Regions from separate parts of the Homo sapiens genome. Here regions 1 and 2 are each linked to region 3. The links are chromatin loops, found by intact Hi-C in ENCODE. Cell type or tissue: gastrocnemius medialis. All regions are shown on one strand. Each heading gives the region's core, and the rest is flanking DNA. Links, peaks and the distances in the headings are about the cores only.

The links. Peaks named below come from ENCODE experiments on the same cell type or tissue, not always from the same donor. Only the 100,000 strongest peaks of a DNase experiment are listed, where the experiment ranks them.
Region 1: it touches region 3 in a loop (6-fold over the local background); 3 of 110 quality-filtered maps call a loop at or near these places.
Region 2: it touches region 3 in a loop (8-fold over the local background); 8 of 110 quality-filtered maps call a loop at or near these places.

Annotation. Positions count from the first base shown.
Region 1 is chr16:7,922,067-7,927,866 of GRCh38, forward strand. All of the region lies in intron 3 of LOC105371069 (a long non-coding RNA gene), which reads right to left. Among named protein-coding and RNA genes, the nearest start is that of LINC02152, 370 kb to the right of the region's middle. In gastrocnemius medialis, for the core only: no CTCF peak of the experiment used is centred there; no DNase peak of the experiment used is centred there.
Region 2 is chr16:7,613,505-7,619,304 of GRCh38, forward strand. The region is part of intron 10 of RBFOX1 (RNA binding fox-1 homolog 1); the gene reads left to right. Among named protein-coding and RNA genes, the nearest start is that of LINC02152, 680 kb to the right of the region's middle. In gastrocnemius medialis, for the core only: a CTCF peak has its summit at 2,262 (motif pointing left); no DNase peak of the experiment used is centred there.
Region 3 is chr16:7,402,944-7,408,743 of GRCh38, forward strand. All of the region lies in intron 4 of RBFOX1 (RNA binding fox-1 homolog 1), which reads left to right. Among named protein-coding and RNA genes, the nearest start is that of LINC02152, 890 kb to the right of the region's middle. In gastrocnemius medialis, for the core only: a CTCF peak has its summit at 2,464 (motif pointing right); a DNase peak (open chromatin) is centred at 2,438; H3K4me3 peaks cover 520 bases; H3K27ac peaks cover 2,349 bases.

The DNA.
Region 1 (5,800 bases), core at 301-5,300, 520 kb after region 3:
TGGCATAGAATGCCCATATTTAAAAGTCACCGCCAAAGGACTTTCAGATCAATATTATCTGCCTGTAGCATTTCCTCACATATTACATTAAAAAGACTAATTCCTTAGAGAGTTGTAAAGATGTTTTAGTGCAGAGCATATATTATGAATGTTTCATCATTATTCCTCAGGATTTATTTAACATTTTACTCGACAGTCCCTTTGGATTTTTGATTGATTACTAGGCAAATTAGATAAGAAAACTCTTTCTGTAAGAGATTCTCGTGCAGCATCCATAGCCGTGGTGGTGATAATGATGATAGCATAGCGCTTCTTGTGTCAACAACGATGCTAAGCAGTTCACACATACAAATGTCGTTTAGTTTTTACCCCGTTTGAAGAAGATATTATCTCCATTTTACAGATGAAGAACTGAGGTTTATGGAGTTCATGAGTCAAGGTCAGGGTTTGTTGAACTTCAAAGCCAATGTTTTTAATACATGCTCTTTTCACATTCACTTAGTCCGCATAATGTTATCATGAGGTGAGTGGTCTTTCTATCAACCCATTGTACCAAGGGGGTAAGAAATATTCAGACATGCATATAGTACTGGTAGAGACTAGTTTGATCCCCAATAGCTGAGATCCCTAGCTAGTGCAGGAGACAGTTATGCTTCTCTGTTACCTGATACACCCTGATTCTCAGTGTGTATACCTTTAGGTTAATGTTGCCATGAAAAACAAATTTCAGGTTCAAATACAACAGGGAAGCATTGTTTATTCTCTGTCCTCTCTTTGGGATTCACAAACATATGCCCCAGTGAAAGGTTCTGAGACAATCTATGGAGAAGAATCCTGTTTTAAGCTTATTTTACAAATGTGTTTGGAAGTATCAGGTTCTGGAACTTTTGGGTTTGTTGGTTGTGTTTGTTGGTTTCCTCCTTATAACAACAGTTTACTTACTTGAGTATATTAAAAAAAAATCAGGCCTTCAGTGTCATCTCTTAACACTCCTCAGGCAACACTATGGTGAGAGGGTGGGCTCAATGTAGACATAAGGAACCCCATGTGTGATGGCAGGTTTTAAGTTTCTTTGCTAAGTAAATGACAGTCATTAGATTGACTGGCTCATTTTTCTTCTCTCCATGGAAATAACATCCTAAGGGATAGGTGGCATATATTCTTACTGCTGATTCTACTAGAATCTACAGAGGACCGACAAGTAGTTCATCTTCATCTTGTTTTGGAACAATTTTATAAAGTCTGTAGCTCTACTTTTCAGTATTTCAGTCAGTTTGCAAGTCATTAGGATTCTTGATGGGCAGGGTCCAGTGGATGTAGAATGAAACAAATATGTCCCCAGGAATTTTCTCCCCTGCTTCACCCAACTTTTGCCTAACCTACCTCTGAAACTTCAGGAAATACACAAGAAAATGGTGCATAGATGCTCTCTGCAGAAAGCTTGTGTATTTAAGAGTGCATTAGGAGGCCAACTTTCTGGGTTTACATACAGGCACATAATAGCAGGTACATTTGGATACATAACTCCTTTGTGTTTCAGTCTCCTCATCTACTCTACAAAATGCAGGTGAGATTTCCAGTATTAAAGACCATGGATTAAAAAAAAACATGAAGGGGTTCTGAATTCATTTTGCAGCCTCTACATACGTTTCTCTTTTATTTGTTTCATTTTTGTAGTTGTTGTTATATCACACTAATTTTCTTTTTCTAGTCAGCCTGGACCAGCGATTCTCAATGGGAGTGATTTTTTTTTTTTAAGCTACCCTAACCATTTTCCCCTTCCAGGGATTTGTCCTGTTAATAGTTGATTTAGAAAAGTTCAATTTTAAGAAAAAAATATAACTATTGTATCCATAATATAAGGAAGATAAAGAAAAATCAAAATTTCTCAATGGAAGGAGAAAACGCACCAGGAAAATGTCACTACAAGGTGGAGAAAAATTAGCAGTACTTTCTTTTTTTATTATTATTATACTTTAAGTTTTGGGATACATGTGCAGAACATGCAGATTTGTTACATAGGTATACACGTGCCATGGTGGTTTGCTGCACCCATCAACCCGTCATCTACATTAGGTATTTCTCCTAATGCTATACCTCCCCTGGCCCGCCACCCCCGACCCCAGCTCAGGTGTGTGATGTTCCCCTCCTTGTGTCCATGTGTTCTCATTGTTCAACTCAATGGGAGTAATTTTTAAGCTCCTCCCACTGCCAGGGGGCATTGGGCCATGTCTGGAGATAGTGGTGGTTGTCGCAACTGAAGGGGGGCAGTACTGGCATCTGGTGGGTAAAGCTAAATATTTTACAGTACACACAACAGTCTCAAGCAACAAGCAAATGTTCAGACCAAAATGTCAGTAGTACTGAGGTTGACTCAGAACTACTGGGCTAGAATATGTGGGGATAACACATAAACTCTTCATTTCAGGGGCTTAAAGTGCTATGTTTTGTTTTTGTTTTCTCACGTATGCAAGATCTAATGGGAATGTTTGCAGCTTGTCACTCTTCTGAGAGATGATTCTCCAAATAGTATCTAAAGGATACACACTTCCAAGCTTCTTCCATCATGTGAACTGCTGACTTAGAAGCCTTAATTTCCAACTAGAAATACAGGTGAAAGAATACACGGATGACTGGGCGCGGGCAATCGCAGCATTTTGGGAGGCCAAGGCAGGCAGGTCACCAGGTCAGGAGATCGAGATCATCCTGGCCAACATGGTGAAACCCGGGCTGTATCAAAATACAAAAAATTAGACAGGCATGGTGGTGCATGCCTGTAGTCCCAGCTACTCAGGAGGCTGAGGCAGGGGAATCGCTTGAACCCGGGAGGTGGAGGTTGCAGTGAGCCGAGATCGCGACACTGCACTCCAGCCTGGTGACAGAGCATGACTACGTCTCAAAAACAAAAACAAACAAACAAACAAAACAAAAAAAAAGAATACATGGATGATTGTGCAGATCTTTCAGGGCTCAAGCCCAGAAATGAGGTACAACCTTTCCACCTACGTTCTTATGGCCAGAACAGTAAGGTAGGCATATTAAGACTCAAGGGGTGGGGGGGCAGTGCTGGGAAATAGCCTTCCTGCATTTTCAGATGGAAAATGAAATGTTTTGATGAACACATCATATCGTCCCTGGCATGCACAGAAAGTTCGTTTTGAATAAATGCTGAATAAATAAGGCACAAGAGCCAAAATGTTTATACAGCAATTAAACAGTGGCAAAACATAATTTTAATTTAAGAGACTAGCATTGTTGCTCAGAAAATAGTTCTTAGGCCCATGCATCAAGATTTAAGCAACAGACTTAATATTTTTTAAGTACCCACTACTGTCACGCACTTGGATTGTGTTAGTTCATTAAATACCTCTGTGATATAGCTATCACACGTTTCATAGATTAGGTAATTGAAAATCAGAGAGTTCAAGATTCCAGCATGAGTGCACACAGCAAATAAGTTACAGTGTCAGTATGCAAATCAAAGACACATTCCAAAACCCCTGTTCTTTTCTTTTCATCAGCATCTTTCACCGCCTTTGTCATGCACTATTCCTATGACATGATCCTTGCCAAAACAGTCTCAGGAGCTAAGGCATTTGAAAAACTCTGAATACTGTTTTGTCTTATTTTTCTTGTAACATCACAATGCCTATTAGGTTACGTAAAGCATATACGGCTTATTTTAAAGAGACCAATTAGACCAAGTAGATGAAAGACTCCTTTATTTTCATTATACATATTAATATTCCATGCAATTAAGTAAAATAAGTCTTGGGAAATATTATTTTCTTGCAGCAGTTCTATTTGCAATTTGGAATTTAATTTTATGCCCACACCAATGCATATAATAGGTACTATTATATCTAAATCACTGTTTTTAGAGAGCAGTGTAGTGTACCTATAATGGTAGTAACTGGGCAATCCGGAAATAGAGGTTTGGTTCTTATTATTTTTAATTTTATTATTATTAATTAGCACAATGGTTTTTCCCTAGATTTTATACTTTATTTGGTTAAAATATTTACTTTCCTAGATTTGGGGGTTCATCATATATGATGGGGGTTGGTGCTGAATTAGTTAAGGGGTGGCATGTAGGTCTTATCTTCTATTCCAAATAAAATATGATTTTGTTTTGTTTTACGTTATCTGGTTTTATTTTGTTTATTTAGTGTCTCTGGGGATTAGCTTCAGTTCAGAGCCAATATCAATTCATCCCCAAAAGAGTTTTACCTTTCACCAATTTACAGTCACACTAGTAAATGGCCCTACTTGCGTCTCGGGAAAGTTTTACTGAAGATTCACAAAACACACATGTGTTCACATGGCAGGGTCCTTTGGGGCCCCAAGGATGTGAGTAGGTTTAGCTCTATAAACTGGATAGGAGGCTGTAAATCCCCACCCCAATGACTTAGGTTGGGTTCCTGCCCACCAGCTTGGAGTCATTGCCTGAATATGTCAGGAAGCCCTGTGGTGGGGGCCGCCCTTGTACTTAATTCCTAAGATCTTGTGAACAGTTATGCATTGTCACATATCCCTAGAGGTCCTGCACTCCGACTACTACTTCATCTCTGTGGGTTATTCTGGTAATTGTACTCGCCTTGTGTTATGGGCTACCTGTTTGTGACCCTGACAAAAAGACAAAAAAAAAAAAATAAATTCCAACTTAAATATGTTGAGTGTGACTGCCCGGAACAGTGTGTTGACAAAGAATCTGAGTCCAGATTCAACAGAAATGAAGAGTTCTCTGAGTGGTGCATAGGGTCTGCCTTGACCACAGGTGGCAGAAGTGGTATGCCATGTGCTGTAAATTTGTCATGACTGAACTAAGGGAAGACTGAGGTCATTTTCAACTGTAATTTCTGTGATTGCTGTGGAAAATTAGATAATGATATGCTCCTCCTCCTACCTACAAATACAATGTGGTGGGAGAACAGGGTGGGTCATTGACCAAGCATAACCTACCAGGTCCATGGCATGTTCTAAAATCCAAGTACAAGGGAATGTGAACCCTCTGGATAGATCAGAGAAATACATTGCTGATAGAGGCTGTAGGACATCTTGTAAAAAGTGAGATTTCAGCTGGATTTTGAAGAATGTGTAGGAGCTTGGCAGGCAGAGATGAGGGAAAGGCAGTCCAGGCAGAAGAAATAACACTGCTAGAGGCTGACGAAAGGAAGGTCTGTTTGATGACAGTGAATGCCCAGACTAGTGGGAGCATTTAGAGACTTTGGGCCTGAAGCAGGGACCAGGAGAGACCGTGGAACAGACTGAAGCCAGGTAAGTGGAAATCAGTTCTCCATGTACTTTCAATGCTGAACTCTGGAGGTTGCTGGCTTCCTGGTGTTCCTGTAGCTGTGGGGACTCATGCTGCTTGAAGCAGCCTCGACAGAGTGTCCTTGGAAGAGCTGTCCTTGCTGGTGGCCTGCTCACTTGCCCAATGCTGACGGAGCTGGCTTGGGGCGTCTGTCCCCTCTGCTTTTCCTCACCACCCAGGGCTCCCTTCCTGGGACTGGGCCTCATGAAATGTTTCCCGTTTCAATTTCAGCTCTGCTGGGAGGAGCTCTTTTATCTCAGCTGCTTCTCTACCATCAAAGCCCACTCAACTTTGAGTAGCTGCCCGCCCCCTCGCCGGTCCTGTCCTCCCTAGAATCCTGCCTGGAGGTTTTAATTCAGAGTCTCAGAAGACAAGCAAGGGGGTTGCTTTTGATTGATCAGTCAAACACAATCCCCTTCACAATTGTCTTTGGAGACTCAGGCTCCTGACATGAAAGATAAAAACAAGAGATGCCAGCTTGGTTTA
Region 2 (5,800 bases), core at 301-5,300, 210 kb after region 3:
CTAGGTGATGGGAAAGTGGATTTGGATCTCAGTATGAAGTTTAAAAATGAAGAGGGTGGTTATAACACTCTTTGATTGCTTATCTCAAAAGGGCAACTGTATTTGACCTCGGATTTACCCATACCAAAGGTATTGGTTTTCTGTGGGCTAGAGTGAACCATGATTCATCTCAGAATTGGGTCAAAAGAAGGTCTATGAAGGCTCCCTCACATTTTTTCCTCCCACTTCCACCACCAAGAGTCTATTACCGTTAAGAGAATGACTTTTAGTCATACTTTTAGCTGTACCTCTTTTCAATTCCCTTCCTACAATTTGGATACAATAGCATCTGAGAAAAGTTAAGATTGTCTAGAACCCACCTTTGATCACTGTGGTCCCTGACACAAGTTTGCTCTATTTTATTCAGATTGGCATTGGGCTCAGGGTGATTTGGCTATAAAAAGTCCTAGGTATAAAGCATGCCCTGTTTGGGATGAAAGAGCACAGTGTGGGTTTACAAGGTAACTGTTACCATCCAAGCCCTTCAAAGCAGCAAATATTCAGGTGCCCCTCTTGGCTCCAACACTTTCTCATACCCACCAGGAGGACTAGACTCGAATCAATGGCCATAGGGAGCAGTTCCTCATGAACCATTGACCTTTGGCTCTGGGATGTTTTGCATAGTTTACGCATCTGCCAAATTCAAATGCAGTGCACTTCAGTGAACTGGAACAGGAGAGTCCAGATTTAAGTCCCCGAGCAAAGGATTTTCAGCCTGGAAATGTTCCACTTCAAAGAGTTTATCTTGCACATCTGTTTACCTTTGCCTCCCCTTTTAGTTGTAATTCACTTCGCTTCTCTCCTCTCCTCCCCTCTTCTGTCTTATCAGATTTTATTCCAGCCCTGCCCATATTTGGCCTTAATTTTTATCTGCGTCCTTCTAGATCCCACAGAGGGAATGCAACTCATCTTTGATGAAGCCTGTGGGGTTTTTTGATCTTCAGATAAGATCAGTACTTGCTTATGTGCTAAAAACTGCATTTTTGAAGTAAATTGGTTCTTTTTCTTGTGTGTGGGAAGTCTGTCAAGAACTGCTCCCCCCAAAAGCAGGGGGTGTCAAGGTAGTCCTTGTACAAGAAGCTTCACATCCAGGCTATGGGAAGCGAATGAGGTTTGGATATCCGACTCTGGAAAAATTTCACAGGGGAAGTTTTAAGTTACCATTGTCCACATAGTGAGAAACTCAAACCATCAACAACAGCAAGCCACTTGCAGGTACTTGCTCTGTGCTGAACACCTTGTTTCTCCTCAAATCCTTATGAAAATGCTATCCCATTATTTTCATGATCAAATTATGAAGTCAAGGTTTCTGGGAAAGCTTACCTCATTCGCCAAATCACAGAACTACCATGTGAAAAATTCTGGTTATTATATAAAGGTCTTTTTTCCTAAGTTTCAACCCCATGTTTTTTCACTGCTTTGCTACGCAGCATCCTCAGGAGGTGTAGATGAGGGCATGTCCTCAGTGTCTTCTATTCATGAGGTCACAGAATATAATAATGAATGAAGGCCGGGTGCGGTGGCTCACGCCTGTAATCCCAGCACTTTGGGAGGCCAAGGCGGGTGGATCACGAGGTCAGGAGATTGAGACCATCCTGGCTAATACGGTGAAACCCCATCTCTACTAAAAATACAAAAAAGTATCTGGGCGTGGTGGCGGGCACCTGTAGTCCCAGCTACTGGGGAGGCTGAGGCAGGAGAATGGCGTGAACCTGGGAGGCGGAGCTTGCAGTGAGCTGAGATCGTGCCACTGCACTCCAGCCTGGGCAATAGAGCAAGACTCCATCTCAAAATAATAATAATAATAATAATAATGAATGAAAACACATTTGCATTTAATATTGTCTGCCACATGCCAGAGTTCATGTTGAGAACTTTACATATATGTACGTAAATTAGAAGTTTTCAGGAGAAGTATTGTTACCTTCGATTTGCAGGTAAATTAGATCCAGTGAAGTTATGATGCCAGTGGGTGCTGACTCTGAAAGTTAAGGAGTAGGGCCAAAGCTGTTATCTTTGTGACTCCAAAGCTCATTTTCTACCTACAAGCTGCCTCCCACCAATGCTTTAGTTAACCCAAGTCCTAGATTAGTGATTCTTAATATGGAGTGACCTTTCTCTTAGGGGAATTTGGCAATTTCTGGAAACATTTGTTTCATTGTTACATCTTGGGTGGTGGTGGGGGCGGGGATTGGGGAGTGTTGTTCACTGCTGACATCTAGTGGGTGGAGGCCAAGGACGCTTCAAAACACCCTGCAATGCACAAGACATTCCTTGACCACAAATCGTTATCTGGCCCAAAATGTCAATAGTGCTGGGTTTGAGAAATTCTGTCCTCATTGACGCTATTCGAGATGCCACATATTCACGGAATACCTTAACAACTCTCATGCCCCACTGGTTGCTACCACTAATAATGTATGAACAGCTGCAGTCATCAATGGCAGTCAAAGAATTTGAAGACTTTCATGTAAATGTTTCATCTTTGGAGCATTGTATTGTGATTATTTACTCCAGAAGGGAAAAGCATAAACTTTGATTTGATACCACACAGCTGTGTTGGGAGTCCCCAAGACCACTCTCAGGCTCCATGATTGATTAGAAGGACTCAGAGTTCAAAAAGGCTGTTACACTCACAGTTAGTTTATTATAACAAAAGGATACAGATGAAAAATTAGCAAAGAGGAAAAGTACATGCAGTGAAGTTTAGAAGAAACCTAGCAAAAGCTTCCAGGTGTCCTCTCACCGTGCAGTCACACAGATGTGCTTAATTTTTCCAGAAATGGCATGTGACAGCACAGGCATAGTGTTATCAGTGAAGCTCACCTGAGCCTTAGTGTCCAGCGTTTTTGTTAGTGGTTACTCACATAGGCAAGCTGCACCTGCATGACTGACCAACTCTCAAACCTCAGCCCATGCTATGGAGGTGTGAGGAACAGGAATTCACCATAAATAGTTACCATAAACAATTGGATCAAACCTATATGGTGTGGTCCAAGGCCTCAGGCATACAAAAACAATTTTGTTTTTGTTTTTGGGATGGAGTCTCTCACTCTGTCACCTAGGCTGGAGTGCAGGGGCGTTATCTTGTTTCACTGCAACCTCTGCCTCCCAGGTAGCTGGGATTACTGGTGCCCGCCACCACACCCAGCTAACTTTTGTATTTTTAGTAGAGATGGGCTTTCATCACGTTAGCCAGGCTGGTCTTGAACTCCTGACCTCAAGCAACCCTCCCACCTCGGTATTCCAAAGTGCTGGGATTACAAGTATGAGCCACCATGGCTGGCGCAAAAATAGTTTTATCAGGCAGATAATATTCTAAGGCCTGATATTTTATCTCCCAGGAGCTGGCCAAAGTCCAATCCTAAGGACAAGCTGTTGTGGAAAATGTGCAAGGTTTGAGATAGCCCAGGCCTGCTAGAATCCACCCTTCCCTGCACAACCATTAAAAAAAAAAAAAAGTAAACTTGCAATTTATAGTGACATCTGTAATGATGGTAGTAGTGAGGATGATGATGGCATAAGAAACATGATACCACTGGGTAGCTTGACTGTAAGAAAACCAAGCCAAATTTAGTTATGAAAGAGAAAAGAATGTACAGCTTGTTAGCTTAAAGCAGGGGTCTTCAAACAACTTATCACTGTAGGCACAGATAGTGTTTTTGACTTTGTAATCCCTATGATCCCTGTTTCAACTACTGAGTTCTGCCATTGCCGTGTAAAAGTAGCCATAGACAATGTGTAAATAAATGGGCATGATTGTTTTCCAGTAAAACTAAGGACGTGGAAATTTAGATTTTATACAATTTTCATGTGTCACAAAATAGTTGTTTTTTTTCAAACATCCAAAAACGTGAAAGCCATTCTTAGTTTATGGCCCGTACAAAAACATTGTCCCTACTTTGCTGAGCTTGGCTTGAAGAGCTCAGCGGTAATAAAGCCACCAGTTTAAGCCCTTGAGAGTTTTTCTTTTGGTTTTTTAAATTGCACAGCTTTAGCGGTTATATACTACATGAACCCATGACCTTAGCTGGATGGCACTCAGTTGTTTGATGTTCATCAGGGAAGGGCCAAAGAGACAGACCGTGTATTAACACTTAATCCTTGTTTCCATGAATTCACCTTTTATTGCAGAATTATAGTATCGGGCGCTAGACACTGTGCTAGGTGCCGAGGTACCAAAACAGACCCAGGCTTTCCCTCTAGAAGTCAACAGGGTAGTAGAAGGATGCAAAACAAACTGTCAATGCGGGTATAGTACACAGTGATACCTGCTAGAGCCAAAAGAATAACAAGGCTCTCTGCATGAGGAGTCAAGGGGGTGGTGTAAATTGAGTCTTAAAGGGTAAGAGTTCACCTGGTAAGAAAGTGGGTAAAGATCATTGCAGGAGGGAATATGGAGGTGGTTGGTAGGGTCCCAAGCTGTTTCTCAACCTTTATCTTTAGAATCCATTGAGAAAACTTAAAAAAAAAATACACATGCTTGATCTTCACCTGATACCTACTGATGGGAATTTCTGAGCCAAGTTGACGTTTTTTCCAAAGGCTAAGGTATATTGATCTGTTGAGATTAGAGAGTACCTTCTAGAGAAAGGTTGCATAAGACCTTAAAATTTTACATAATGAAATCTGAATTTTGGAATTTATCCTTTCAGTGGTAGGCAGCCATTGAAAGCTCTATTAAAAATAACAATTATAATTAAAAATAAATAAGGAAGACACCTGTTGGTGAGTTAGTACTTGTATCTATATTCACACTGAGTAACAGTCTTATAATTAAGACTTGTATTATTACTAATATGTGCGTGAAGCCCTGTGGTGCTGGGAGACTTAGGAGCAGATTATCAACTGTTCAGCAACCCTGCAGATTGGGTTCTTAATTACTAATCTAGTGCCTAGGACAAAGGCTATTGTGAAACTTATTTCGTGGTTTTCTCTAAATCTTTTAAGAAAGTAAATTACCAGCGATTTCAAACGCAAGGTGACATGTTTTTTTTTAATGTTTTAACTTGTTATCATTAGATTATAAACTCTTTAGTTTGAAAGACTTTTTGCTTCCCACTTTCATTGTTCTTTTCAAAATTTATTGTTCTTATTTCCCCAACAAATTAAGTTGGTGTATAAATAGAAATAAATTCACCCAATAGTGTTTAATACCCTTTCTGTTAATTACATGTAGATACTCATTCTCTACATATAAAACAGAGCTGTCCTGTTGTCTTTTGAAAATGTAGTTTTGAAGAACCAACTGACAAATGGCAAAACCCTACTTTGAGTAACTTCATCAGTGACAGTTAATGCATTTCTAGAACTTCCATGGAATTGTTATAACACATTACAGTCGACATATTGGTTTATGAAAAATTAATAAAGCCAGTGGAAAATGGAATTCCGCATCTGCATTAGCTATTTACACCAAAAGAATCAGCCAGAATTAATTATGCCGTATGCTACGTTCTAATGAGTTTTTCATTAAACTGTATACCATTATGGAAACTAAACAAGGATTATTCAAAGAATAATGCCAACGGCTGTTATTTTGTTGAGAGATTAAATTAGTTAATGGGTTATACATTTAAATCTGATGCAAAGGTTAATCGATGCACACTTATTGTATTAAACCCAGTATCATTTTAAAACACAAACACCCCAATATCACTGATATTTCCTCTGGAGAAAAAAAAAACTATTTGTATGATTCTAGTGTTTGGTTGATGTGCATGTGATATTGTAAAGATTGAAATCCACCCTATTCTCTTTC
Region 3 (5,800 bases), core at 493-5,492:
ACACTGCAGAAAATTTGCAGTTTCTCCTCCAATCTGATCTTGAAGGAGGAGGTGAACCTGGAACTCCCCGTTCACGATGCAGTTGTGGAATAAAATGAGGCTTGATTTCTCCTGGATTATCTGACCACTTCTTTTTATTTTCCCCCGGCTCTATGGGGGTACAATTAACAAATATAAATTATGTACATTTAAGGTATACCATTTGATATTTTGATATATGTATACATTATGCAGTGACCACCACTCTGAATCCAGTGAAGGTATCTATCAGCTCAGAGTTCCGTTTTTTGGTGAGATCACTTAGAATCTAGTCTCTCAGCAAACTTCAAGTATACAATACAGTATCATTAATTGTAGTCACCGTGCTATACATTAGACGTCTAGAATTCAGTCATCTTGGATAACTGAAATTTTGTATTCTTTGACTAACATCTCCCCATTCCCTGCTCCCTTCAGCCTCTGGCAACCACTCTTCTCCTGTCTGTCTATTCCTACGAATTTGAGTGTTTTAGATCCTGCATGTAAGTGAGATCTTACAGCGTTTGTCTTTCTGTGTCTGGTTTATTTTCTCTAGCATAATGTCCTCCAGGTTCACCCATATTATTGCAAATGAGAGAATCCCCCCCCCCCCACTTTTTTTTTGCCCAGTCTGGAGTGCAATGGCACAATCTCAGGTCAGGGCAACCTCCGCCTCCCAAGTTCAAGTGATTCTCCTGCCTCAGCCTCCTGAATAGCTGGGATTACAGGCACCTGCCACTACTCCATGTGAATTTTGTATTTTTAGTAGAGACAGGGTTTCACCATGTTGGCCAGGTTGGTCTCGAACTCCTGACCTCAGGTGAACCACACACCTCAGCCTCCCAAAGTGCTGGGATTATAGGCGTGAGCCACCATGCCGGGGCTCCTTGTTTTCTTAATAGATGAATAATATTCTAGTACGTACATAAATTTTAATTAAATATTATTCTTTTATATATATATATAACCTTTTTAATTCATTCATTTGTTAATGGGTGCTTAAGTTGTTTTTATTATTGTGAATATGCCGCAGTGAACATGGGAGTGCATATCCTGATTTCATTTCCTTTTATTTTATTTTATTTTATTTTATTTTATTTTATTTTATTGAGACGGAGTCTCACTCTGTCACCCAGGCTAGAGTGCAGTGACTCATTCTCGGCTCACTGCTACCTCCACCTCCCAGGTTCAAGCGATTCTCCTGCCTCAGCCTCCTGAGTAGCTGTGATTACACGTGTGAGACCCCATACTTGGCTAAGTTTTGTATTTTTAGTACAGACGGGGTTTCACCATGTTAGTCAGGCTGGTCTCTAACTCCTGACCTCAGGTGATCTGCCTGCCTCAGCCTCCCAAAGTGCTGGGATTCCAGGCATAAGCCACCGTGCCCAGCCGACATAGGAATTTATTTAGTGTCACCTTGTAGGTCACTGACCTATCAGGGACAGGCCTCCAAGCTTCTGACATCCAGTGATAGCTTCTTAGAGGTGAATGATGACGGCTCCTGTTAACATTTTCTGGCAGGCACTGCGTGAAGCACTTGGCATAAATGACCTCCATAGATAGGTGCTATTATCATTTCTGCTTCACAGTTCAAAAAGTAAAGGCTTAAAGAATGTAAATAATTTACACCTGAGTGACCAGTACCTACACCTCAGAAGAGACCCTGTCTCTCAGTCATGCTGTGCTGCCAGCGTTGGAAATAGGTAGCAAGTCTGTGGATATTAAAAGAATGCTTTTTCAGAAAAAACAAACAAACAAACAAACAAAACCGAATGCACTTTTTAATTATCTGATTCCTTGTTGTCACGTCTTTATCAGGTAGAATGCACAATAGGTTATCATTCCCTTTTCACTGACGCAGAAACAGATGTGGGCTCTCCTGGAATGTGTTATGAATTGGGTGAGGGGTGCCGTTCAGGATGGCGTTCCTGGGTCAATGGATTTTATTTCCAGTGAGTAGATATGTGGGCGTAGGTCCTCGTTTCTCATGTCTACTCCCTCTAGTAGAGATGATTTTACTCCACAGCAGGAAAGATGCCTGCTACACCACAAAGGGTATTATTTCGGTTACGGTAATAACGCATAAGGGTGTGTTTTCAAAGCTGGGCAGTGCATGCTTGCCAGGTTGCAGGGTGATTCTTGAGAGCTTTCTGGGCCCATCCTAGAGAAAAATCTCCAGTGAGGCTGCAGTTGCAATTTATTTCCTCATTCTAGCAAGAAAGCTCTTGACGATACAGCAGTGTTTGTTTTCTGCTTGGTAAAGTAGAAAGGAAAACAGCAGAAATTAGCACGGCGCAGCGCTGATGCCAGCCCAGAGGCAGGGCCTCTCCTGGTAGCCCCCCCGCTGCAAACCTTTGCCGCTGGAAAGCCTTCAGCTGCGATGAGATTAGCAGATGCAGCAGTTCACTCCAAGGCGCTGTGCAGTTTTTTCCCTGTTCCACCAGGTGTTGCCAGAGAACATTGAGCGGAGCTGAGCTCCGGGCGAAGTGTGTTCCCAGCTGCTCTGGAACACTCGGGCTGTTCTGAAGGCAGCAATTAAATGAGTTATGCTGACCGGAGCAACCCTCTTCCTTGCACGTTTAAATATGCCTCCCGTGTGCGCCTCATGCCTCACATTTCAAATAAACACATTTTTGATGTGCCTTTGGATCTGCTCACACATTGTTATATTGGAGGAATCAGAGCAAGCAAGGCTGTGCGGATCCAGGCTGCAACTCAGGTCCCAGCTGCACCTGTGGTCAGCCTTCCCTGTTACCAGAAAGTGGACAGTAAGCTTGGATGACACAGAGGGGGTTCTCAGTGCTAGGGTTTTTGCCTGGTAAGTAAAGGTAGTTCCTTCTAACACCTGTTTCCTTTCCACTCTTCCATACCTGGAGCATTGAGATCACAGTCCTAGGTCTGTGATTCTCAGGCAGTTGTGGCTCTGTGTCCCCAGGGTGCATTTGGCCATGTCCAGAGACATTTTTAGTTGTCACGACTGGGCAGTTGAGGGATGCAACTGACATCGAGTAGGTAGAGCCTGAGATGCTGCAATTGATCCTGCAACACACAGAGCATATCCCCCACAACAAAGAATTACCTGGTTTGAAATATTGGCAATAGTGAAGGGAAGGGGAGAAACCCCATTCTGGAGGTGAAGGCTTTCTTGGCAAGATACCCGCATTGCCCAAAACACAGAGTACAATCTTTGAAACTGTGGTTTTTCCAGAAAACCTCATCTAGATCATGACACCTAAACATCATGCCTCACCAAGGTAACATCCCCACCAAGGATTAAAGAAGAGTTGCCATATGCCATGGGCCTACTATGTGCCAAATACCTTGTTCATACGGTTTCTAATCCTTACAGAAATAATGTTGAGTGGGATTACTGCACTGCGTTATAGAAGAGTAAACCGAGGCCCAGAGCTCTTGCTTTCCTTGTTCAGAATACCTGGCTACTACGTATGGGAGCCTTGTTTTCATCCAGTCCCTTCCTTTTACTGTGTCACCCTGTGGCCCAGAGGGTGGATGGATGTGGGTTTCCAAAAGAAAACCTACTTTCGAATCTTGCTTTTGAGTGGACAGTAAATTAGAGAGTGATGCAAAAACATTTAGAAGGAAAAACAATTAAAAAATACAAACTTTCCGGAATCCAGTGTTGGCCTGCCTCTAAAACTCTCTGCCTTCCAAAGTGACCACGCACCCACATGGCAGATTGTTACCTGACACCTTCTGAGTCCCTTTTCAGTTACTGCTTTGGCAAATTACTACAAATTCCGTGGCTTACAACATCACAGAGTGACTCTCTTAGCGTTCCAGAGGCAAAAAGACTGAAGTAGGTCTTACTGTACTAAACTTGAGGCTTCTGCAGGGCTGTTTCTTCTGGAAATCTAGGGGAAAGTCCATTTCCTTGCATTTTCTAGTTTCTAGAGGCCACCTGCTTTCCTTGGCTCATGGCCCCTTCCTCCGTCTCCAATGCTATCAGTGTAGCATTTTCAAATCTCTCTCTGTCTCTGCCTCTGCGTTTGTATGTCCTGTGATCTCTTAAGGACCCAAGTGAGTATGCTGACTAACCCTAAGATAATCAAAGATAATCTCCCCATCTCGAGACCCTGATCTTAATGTTTTTTATTTTCATAGGTTTTTGGGGGAACGGGTGGTATTTGGTTACATGAGTCACCTTTAGTGGTGATTTGTGCGATTTTGGTGTGCCCATCACCAGAGCAGTATACACTGAATCTGATTTGTAGTCTTTGAATCACATCCATAAACTCCCTCTTGCCAGGTAAAGTGAGGATTAGGACATGAGCATGTTTGGGAGAAGGATGTTACTCTGGCTACCACAGGTAGTTTAGAGCTGCCACTGCTAGGGATAATGGGAATAAAGTAAAGGAAAAGCATAGAATTTTGACTTCAAGGGATTTGTATGGGTGTGTGTGTGTGTGTGTGTGTGTGTGTGTGTATGTGTGTGGTGCAGAGAAGAATGGCACACAGCAAAAAGAAGCCATGATACTAATTATTCTCAGACAGGTATGATTATCATCAATCATATGCATCTTTGTATCCCCAGAGGCTGCTATGTTGCCTGGTAAGTGGGGTGGTAGGGGCACAGTTTGTATTTCCTGTGTTAGTTTTTGTAGGGAAGGTAAGAGCAGTGTTCAATAGAAATACAGAAGAAAGACTGCTTATTATAGCAACCAAAATATGGCAGCATACCTATTATCTTAATTGCCGTTAACATTCACCTTAATACAATGCTGGTTGATATGCAGAATAATAACCTAGAGACTGTGCAAGTCTTCACAGTGCCTTCTGTATCTTCATAGATTCAGTCTATTCCATTACACTCTGGTGTTGTACAGGTTTTCATATTTCACTGGGGGTGGGAAAACTATGGCCCTGGGACCTAATCTGGCCTGCGGACTATTTTCCTAGACAGAACATTATGGGAACACAGCCATGCCCATTTGTTTACCAATCGTGGGTGGCTGCTTTTGGGCCGCAATGGCAGAATTGAATAATCACAATGAATGTATGGCCCACAGTGCCTAAAATATTTATTCCGTGGCTCTTTACAGAAAAAAAGAAACTGATAACCCTTGCTTTACACAACTGGATGCTGGCAAGCTCCCTTAGGGAGGACAGAAAGGTTGATTAACCAGAACACAACACTCTCACAACATGGGGGTCAGAACATACACATTCTTTGAATTACAGTATTTGTGACAACCTCCTATTGAACGTCTTACTGCAAATAATAAAAGTCTCAAGTTAAGGGAGACTGACACTCAAATCATTTAGATTTTTTTTTCTCAGCTATGTTTAGTGAGATAAATTGTGCTTCACTGCAGTGACTTGTAGATGACAATACAGCAGAAGAACTTTTAATACGGCGACTGTATTCATTTTGAAATTTTAAAAAATGTTAGACTGTGTCTGAGCACAGTAAACCATTCAAAACTGTCACTGCACAGAGATGAATGGGAGAAACAGTGCATCTCTGAAAATATTCCGTAAATATCCTTAAATTATAACGTCTGTTTGATCTGCTGAGAAGTAGCTAATTCCCGACACTTTTCATCTCTCTAGACTGCCCATCGATTGTCCTGAGTATTGCGATTGCTGTTCCTGATAACTGACTTGATAATTTAATTTAATAAGACCTTATCTTGGTCTAGAGGAGCAATCAAGGCTGCTATCTCCTACAGCACGTTTCTCCACCATTGACATTTTAGGCCGAACATGTACTTTTTTGTTATAGGTAGACATCCCATGCATTGTAGGATATTGAACAGCATCC